Linked DNA regions of Homo sapiens: all the other regions are linked to region 2. Evidence: read pairs that join two places in POLR2A ChIA-PET (ENCODE). Cell type or tissue: Caco-2. All regions are shown on one strand. Region 1 overlaps RELB (RELB proto-oncogene, NF-kB subunit). Region 2 overlaps NECTIN2 (nectin cell adhesion molecule 2). Region 3 has its middle 17 kb from the start of IGSF23.

Region 1 (2,500 bases), 150 kb before region 2:
AAGCTATGACTGCACCACTGCATGACTGCCTAGGCAACAGAGTGAGACCCTATCTCTAAAAAAAAATAATAAAAATAATTTTTAAAAAATGTTTAAGGGAGACCCTCAGACCTCAGGGAGAGTTGATGGGGTCCCAGGTGAGAGAAGGTTCCTTGAGGAGAGTTTGATAGACTGTAATCATGTAGTGGACACCTGTTGTTTTCCCCATCTAGTAGTCCTGACCCCTCTTCTTTTAACAGCCTCCAATTTTCCCTCAAGGGACCACCCCTCATCTTAGTAACTGGGATTGGGCAGGGCTGAGCCCACTTCCTAGCTCAGCAGTAATTGAGCGCATGCCCCAGACCTGGCCAATCAGAGCAGTGCATCCCTCTGGCCAAAGCTGATTTGTCAAAAAGGAGCAAATGACCAAAACCAGGCCAATGAGAGATAGACCTGAGACTTTAAGCAAAGCTATTAGGTAAGAGAAGCTAAAAGCAGCTTTGGGAGTCGGGGAGAGGTGCCAGGCAGGTAGGATATAAGCATGGATTCTAACATGGAGGAAGAACAGCTGAGAGACAGAAAGAGACAGATATCTAATGACATCACTGAGGCCCTGGATGCAGCCAGACCTGAAGCACTATGCTACATCTGCATTTTTTCTCGTTAATAGAACAAATAGAATAACTTATTCTCTTTTTTCCCCCTTAAGCCTATTTAAGTAAGGATTCTTTTTTTTTTTTTTTGAGAAGGAGTCTCGCTCTGTTGCCCGGGCTGGAGTGCAGTGGTGCGATCTCGGCTCACTGCAAGCTCCGCCTCCAGGGTTCACGCCATTCTCCTGCCTCAGCCTCCTGAGTAGCTGGGACTACAGGCGCCCGCCACGACGCCCGGCTAATTTTTTTTTTGGATTTTTAGTAGAGACGGGGTTTCGCCATGTTAGCCAGGATGGTCTCGATCTCCTGACCTCGTGATCTGCCCACCTCGTCCTCCCAAAGTGCTGGGATTACAGGCGTAAGCCACCTCGCCCGGCTAAGTTGGGATTCTATCACTTGCATCCATAAATGCCCTGACTGAATTAATATCCCATTTTGATGCTTACAGCAGTCACTATGGGTTGGCTAAAACCTACCAGTTATTCCCAGTCCCCTCTTCTATGCCTGTATCCCTCTATAGAGGGTGAAAAATCTAAGCACTTGCTTTCCCAGACCACCCTGCAACTAGGAGTGGCCATGGGACCAAGCTCTGGCCACTGAAAAATAAGCAGAAGTCTACCAGGGTGATTCTGTGGAATATAATGCACTCTCTCAGAAAGGGAGAGAGATTATTACTTATGCTGCCTCTTCCCTTGGGCTGCCTGGTATAGTTGTACAGATTGTTCATTCTACAACACTAGAAGATTCCATTTTGGGTTTGATGTTTTTTTTTCTTGTTTTTTGAGACGGAGTCCCTCTCCATTGCCCAGGCTGGAGTGCAGTGGTGCAATCTCAGCTCACTGCAACCTCCGCCTCCCAGGTAGCAGGGATTACAGACGTGTGCCACCATGCCCAGCTAATTTTTGCATTTTTAGTAGAGACAGGATTTCACCACTTGCTCTGTTGCCCAGGCTGGACTGCAGTGGCATGATCACAGCTCACTGCAGCCTCAACCTCCTGGGCTCAAGCAATCTTCCCACCTCAGCCTCCAAAGTAGCTGGGACTACAGGTGCATGTCACCATGCCCAACTAATTTTTTTTTTTTGAGATGCAATCTCACTCTGTTGCACAGGCTGGAGCGCAGTGACGCGATCTCGGCTCACTGCAACCTCCGCCTCCCGGGTTCAAGCAATTCTTCTGCCTCAGCCTCCTGAGTAGCTGGGATTATAGTCGCCTGCCACTGCGCCCAGCTAATTTTTGTATTTTTAGTAGACAGGGTTTTGGCATGTTGGCCAGGCTGGTCTCAAACTCCTGACTTCTCAGGTGACCTGCCCGCCTTGGCCTCCCAAAGTGCTGGGATTACCGGCATGAGCCACCGTGCCTGGCCACCCAGCTAATTTTTAAATTTTTTATAGAGACAGGGTTTTGCCAAGTTGCCCAGGCTGGTCTTGAACTCCTGGGCTCAAGCAATCCTCCCACCTCGACCTCCCAAAGTGTTGGGATTACAGGCGTGAGCCACAGCGCCTGAGCCATTCATGCCTCTGTAAGCGGGACATTCTGACACCTGCAGCCAAGGGCAATCCTAACGGCCACAGCACTCTCAACTCACTCTTGTCATAGACGGGCTCGGAAAGCACAGGATCCATCCGGCGCATCTGTCCCTGCTGGTCCCGATATGAGGCCTGGAAGCAGATCCTCACCACATTCATGTCTACTTCCTGATGGTTCTTCAGGGACCCAGCTGTCGGGGGAGATATGGGGAGGCTGAGGGTGGGAAGTGGAGACCCTCTCTGGGGTACAGGGGAACGGGGAAGGGATGGGGCTGGAGGAGACGGTGGGGCCTGGAGTGGTGAGGGGACCAGGGTGAGCACGGAAGTCAAGGGGTTTGGGAG
Region 2 (2,500 bases):
GCTGCATGAGGGCATCACGGGCATGTCCTTACTGGGTCCCACGACAGCCTTGTGAGGCCGATGGAAACACCTGCCCCGTGTTACAGAGGAGGCATGGAGGCTTGGGAGAGCAGAGGTGACGCGGGTAAAAACCTGTCCCTTACTGAGCCTGGGAGTTCAAGGACCAAGGGCCGCCCCTCCCCCCGTCTTTGCTTTTCCAGTTGAGAGGAGCTGGAGGGAGCTGCCGCCACTCCCAGGGAGCCACTGAAAAGTCCCCTGGGGTGATCCCTGGGGGCAAGGATGGAGAAGGAGGGGAGCCACAGTCGGGGTGGCCAGAGGTGGGACTTCCCCAGCACCCCCCGCCTGCCCCATGCCCTCAGGGCCCCTAAGAATGGGAGTGGGGAGCAGCCCTCCCCTCCCGAGACCCCCAGCAACCTGGGGGAGTTGAGGTCTGAGGCTCCACTGGATCACAGCCCTCTGGCCTCATTCTCTCAGGACGCAGGGAACCTGGCTGAGCCCCTGCTGTCCCCACCCCCACCTCCACCCGAGGGCCCAGGAGTCCAGAGAACTCCTGCCTCTGATGGGTCTGGCCACACCATCCAGAAAGGCAGCCTCTGTCCTGGGACCCAGGAGTCCAAATGTCCAGGCCTCTGAGTCCCCAATCCAGTGACCTGAATCCTAGTTGCACGAGCCTTGCGGTTCTCGGCCATCCAATGCGTCTTTCAAGGATCCAAGTGGTCCGAGCCCCACAGCCTTCCCCAGTCTAACCCCTGCCAGGCTCTCGTTCCCCGGGGGCGTGGATCAGCTCTTCCCAGCCCTGGGACCTAGGAGTCCCTGTCCCACCCTCTCTTTCCCCAACATGCAAGGAGGGGGTCTGATGTATTACAAGACACCCCTGATGTTTTCCTCCAAGGCATTTATTAACTCCTGAGTGTCACGGGGCCAGGGGAAGGCTGGAGCCAAAACCAAGTCTCTGGGGGCGGGGGTCCTCTCTGGATCCCCACTACTCAGCTCCCCGGGCTCCCCATGCAGCCCTAGAGACGGGAGAAGTCCAGTGTGCTGTTCCACCTCCCTCCAAGTCCCAAGAAAGTGGGAGGCAGTGTTCCACTCCAGTGTCGTCCAGACGAACAAGTCCAACCAGTCTGGAACCCTAGGCCGGCGTGGTCAGGTCGGGGGCGGGAGGGCCGGGCCTGGCTCTGTCTCTGTCTGTGTCCAGGTCACACATAAACTGCCCGCCGTGAGATGAGGGAGCCGTCCAGCTGGGACTCCATGTCATCCTCGAGTGCTGGGGGTGGAGGCAACATGAGGCCTTTCTCTGCCTTCTCTTCCTCCTCCTCCTCCTCCTCATCCTTGCCATCTGGTTCCATGGGACCAGGGACTACTGGTGTCCAGAAGACGGGGTCCCCATTTCCCAACACCTGAGCTTTCGGATCGTAGAATCCCCCGTCGCCACTGGCTCCTCCTCCTGCTCCTCCAGGGCTCTTCCTCCTCCTCCTCACCCTCAGCAGGATGAAGGCCAAGGACCCCCCAGCCAGAAGCAGCAGCACCAGCAGTGTCCCCCCCACGGCCCCCCACACCAGCGGGCCCACATCTCGGGGCGAGGCCCTGGGGGTTTCTGAGGAGAGAGAGAAGGAGGGGTGAGAGAGAGAGAAAGGGAGACACAAGATCACGAGGATCGCTCTGGGGAGTGAGGGGGTGGGGGAGATGCAGGATAGGCGGGGATGGAGGGAGCGGGAGTGACCAGAATGAGGGGGTGACTCTGGGCAGAAGAATGGAGGAGGAGGAGGAGGGGGGTGGGGAAGCAGAAGCCCCTCCGCCCTTCGCTACAGCCTGAGCACCACTTTGTACAAGGAGGGGGATGCCAACCGGTGGTCCCCAGGTGTTAGTGTTTTGCAAAATTTAAATTGCTAGCCAACCTTTCAAAAATCAGGCGATTTCACTTAAAAATCCAGGTTTCTCTTAGGGGGACAAATCAGATCTAGCAACACCAAACTCCCATGTCTGGCGATCGCCGTAGCCGAGTGGAAGCTGGCTATTTGGATGCAATAGATCTGGCCGCCCGGTCACTGGCCAGGACCCTGGTGCCATCTGACTTCGCAGCCCTCCCTGAATGTGCTGTGGGGTCCTCACAAAGCTATGAGCTTGGGGGCCACACCCCCTCGGGGGAGGACAGCTGGGTTTCAGTGGGAGGCTGTCTGATCCCAAAGCTCTCTGCAGAGGGCCACAGATTCCTGATAATTCTGCCCTCTTGAGTGGCTGGGAGCATTTATTCCAAGTGCCGTGGCTGCCTCATCTCTAGGCCACTTATCCCCAGTGTGTAAAATGGGGTTCTCACAGACCGGGACAGTGGGACTTCCTTAGTGCTCCCTGCAGGGGCTGAGCAGGTGGGGATGGGGGATGGGAGGTAGTGGGGAGGCGGAGAGAGAGAGGAAGCCATGAAGTGCTGAGGAGGGCAGTGTGAGCAGGGAGGGATGGGGCTCCTGGGCCCCAAGCCAGGGACAGAAGTCAATGTAACCAGAAC
Region 3 (2,500 bases), 280 kb after region 2:
GTTTCCTTGTTTGCTGCTCCACATCCTTGCCAATCCTTGTTATTTTCGTTTTTGTGATGGTAGCCATTCTAATAGCTGCGAGGCAATATCTCATTGTAGTTTAGATGTGTCTTCCGCTAATGATTAGGGATAGTTGAGTATCTTTTCATGTACTTATTGGCCATTTATTATGTTCTTTGGAGAAATGTCTATTCAAGTTCTTTTTGCCCATTAAAAAAATTGGATTTTTTTTTAAAATAGTTGTATTCTGGAAGTTTTCTATATATTCTGGATATCAATCTCTTATCAGAAATATGATGTGCAGCTGGGCATGGTGACCCACATCTGTAATCCCAGCACTTTGTGGGGCTGAGTTGGGAGAATTTCTTGAGCCCAGGAGTTTGAGACCAGCCTAAGCAACGTAGTGAGAACTCATCTTCACAAAAATCTAAAAAATTAGCCAGGCATGGGGCAGCACGCACCTGTGGTCCCAGCTACTCGGGAGGCTGAGGTGGGAGGATTGTTTGAGCCCAGGAGTTTAAGGCTGTAGTGAGCTGTGATTGCACCACTGCCCCCCAGCCTGGGTGACAGAGCAAGACCCTTTCTCAAAAGAAAAAGAAAGAAGGAAAGAAGTAAAGAAAGAAAGAAAGAGAGAGATAGATAGGAAGAAAAAGAAAGAGAAAGAAGAAAGAAAAAGAGAGAGAGAGAAAGGAAGAAAGAAAGAGAGAAAGAACGAAAGAAAGAAAGAAAAAAAATATGATTTGCAGATATTTTCTACAGGCGCACACCTGGCAGGCTGAGGTGGGAGGATCACCTGAGTCTGGGAGGTTGAAGCTGCTTGAGCCAATACTGTGATCCTGCCACTACACTCCGGCCTGGGTGACAGAGTGAGACACTATCTCAAAAACAGGCAAACAAACAAACAGCCTAAATCATATCTCGCCCCTTCTCTGCTCAAAGGCTCCAGTCTCAGGCTGAGTCAAAGCCAAAGTCCACAGTGACTGTCTAATCCACACCCGCCCCCTCCCGCCCTGCAGTTCTCCGCCCTCTCTTTTTACCCTCTCCCCTCACTCACTTTCCTCCAGCCACACCCTCTATCCCTGTTCCTCACACAGCCAGGCTACCCTCCAGCTCCAAGTGGACCTCTGCCCTGGGACGCCCTCCCGTCTAGATGGTCCTCTCCCGGATCTGCCCTGGCTTCTTCCCTCACCTCCTCCAGGTCTGCTCAAGCATCTCCTCCTCCAACCTCCTAGCATTGTAACATTTCTCATCTCCCTTCCCCGTTCCTGCCTTCTCCATGGCATTGACCATCCTCAGACAGACCCTGTAATTTACCCATTTGCCTTGTTCATTGGCTGTCTCCCAGCTGGACGTCAGTTCCTCAAGGGCAGGGACTTGGTCCTGCACCCTGCCACATCTCCAGCACCCAGCACAGTGCCTGGCTTCATTAATTCATTAATTCTTTCATTCAACATTCAACTATGAAGGCTCAGCTGAGTTCCAACTGGCAGGAGTGTTCGTTAATTTTTTTTTTTTTTTTTTGAGGCATAGTCTTGCTCTGTCACCCAGGTTGGAGTGCAGTGGAGCAATCACTTCATTGTAACCTCAAACTCCTGGGCTCAAGAGATACTCCTACCTCAGCCTCCCAAGACCACAGGTGTGCGCCACCACACTTAGCCTATTTTAAAAGAATTTTTGAGGTGGGGCACAGTGGCTCACGCTTGTTATCCCAGGACTTTGGGAGGCTGAGGCAGGCAGATCACTTGAAGCTGGGAGGTCGAGACCAGCCTGGCCAAAATGGTGAAACACTGTCTCTACTAAAAATACAAAAATTAGCCAGGCTTGGTGACATGTGCCTGTAATCCCAGCTACTCAGAGGCGAGGCAGGAGAATCTCTTGAACCTGGGAGGTGGAGGTTGCAGTGAGCAGAGATCATGCCAGTACACTCCAGCTTGGGTGACAGAACAAGACACCATCTTGTTTTGTTGTTCAGGCTGGTCCGGAAGTCTTGGCCTGAAGCAATCCTCCTGCCTCAGCCTCCCTGATTGCTGGGATTACAAGCCTGAGCCATCGGGTCTGGGAATAGCTGTTGAATGGGTCGGCCAAACAAATATCCCAGTGCTGCCTTCCTCCTAAGCCCCACTCAAGTCCTCCTGGCTGCCCGCAAAGGCAGCTCCCTTTCCTTTCTTTCCTGGTGATCACTCTCCCGTCCCTGGCCCCTAACTATGACCTCTTCTAAAAGTGCCCCTACCCCCAGGCGCACCTCATTCCTCCTTCCTCTGCTCCACATCCCTTAGTCAATCCCTTCATGAAAGCATGTTTTTCACACTGCAAAAAAAGCACACAGTGAAGCTGTCCTATTCTATAGGCTTATATATAAGCCTATAGAATATTTTTTTTGAGGTGGAATTTCACTCTTGTTGCCCAGGCTGGAGTGCAGTGGCGAGATCTCGGCTCACTGCAACATCTGTCTCCCGGGTTCAAGCAATTCTCCTGCCTCAGCCTCCTGATTAGCTAGGAT

Evidence for each region. Peaks named below come from ENCODE experiments on the same cell type or tissue, not always from the same donor. Only the 100,000 strongest peaks of a DNase experiment are listed, where the experiment ranks them.
Region 1: POLR2A ChIA-PET joins it to region 2 with 6 read pairs; 4 of 35 experiments call an interaction of 5 or more read pairs at or near these places.
Region 3: POLR2A ChIA-PET joins it to region 2 with 6 read pairs; 2 of 35 experiments call an interaction of 5 or more read pairs at or near these places.

What each region holds. Positions count from the first base shown.
Region 1 is chr19:45,025,455-45,027,954 of GRCh38, reverse strand. RELB (RELB proto-oncogene, NF-kB subunit) reads right to left here. Exons shown (of 12, transcript NM_006509.4): 7 at 2,218-2,349. Among named protein-coding and RNA genes, the nearest start is that of CLASRP, 12 kb to the left of the region's middle. In Caco-2, no CTCF peak of the experiment used is centred here; no DNase peak of the experiment used is centred here.
Region 2 is chr19:44,877,317-44,879,816 of GRCh38, reverse strand. The region is part of intron 5 of NECTIN2 (nectin cell adhesion molecule 2); the gene reads right to left. Among named protein-coding and RNA genes, the nearest start is that of TOMM40, 13 kb to the left of the region's middle. RefSeq lists enhancers at 1-81, 82-931. In Caco-2, no CTCF peak of the experiment used is centred here; a DNase peak (open chromatin) is centred at 1,115.
Region 3 is chr19:44,595,498-44,597,997 of GRCh38, reverse strand. No RefSeq gene overlaps it. Among named protein-coding and RNA genes, the nearest start is that of IGSF23, 17 kb to the left of the region's middle. RefSeq lists an enhancer at 1,014-1,838. In Caco-2, no CTCF peak of the experiment used is centred here; a DNase peak (open chromatin) is centred at 1,027.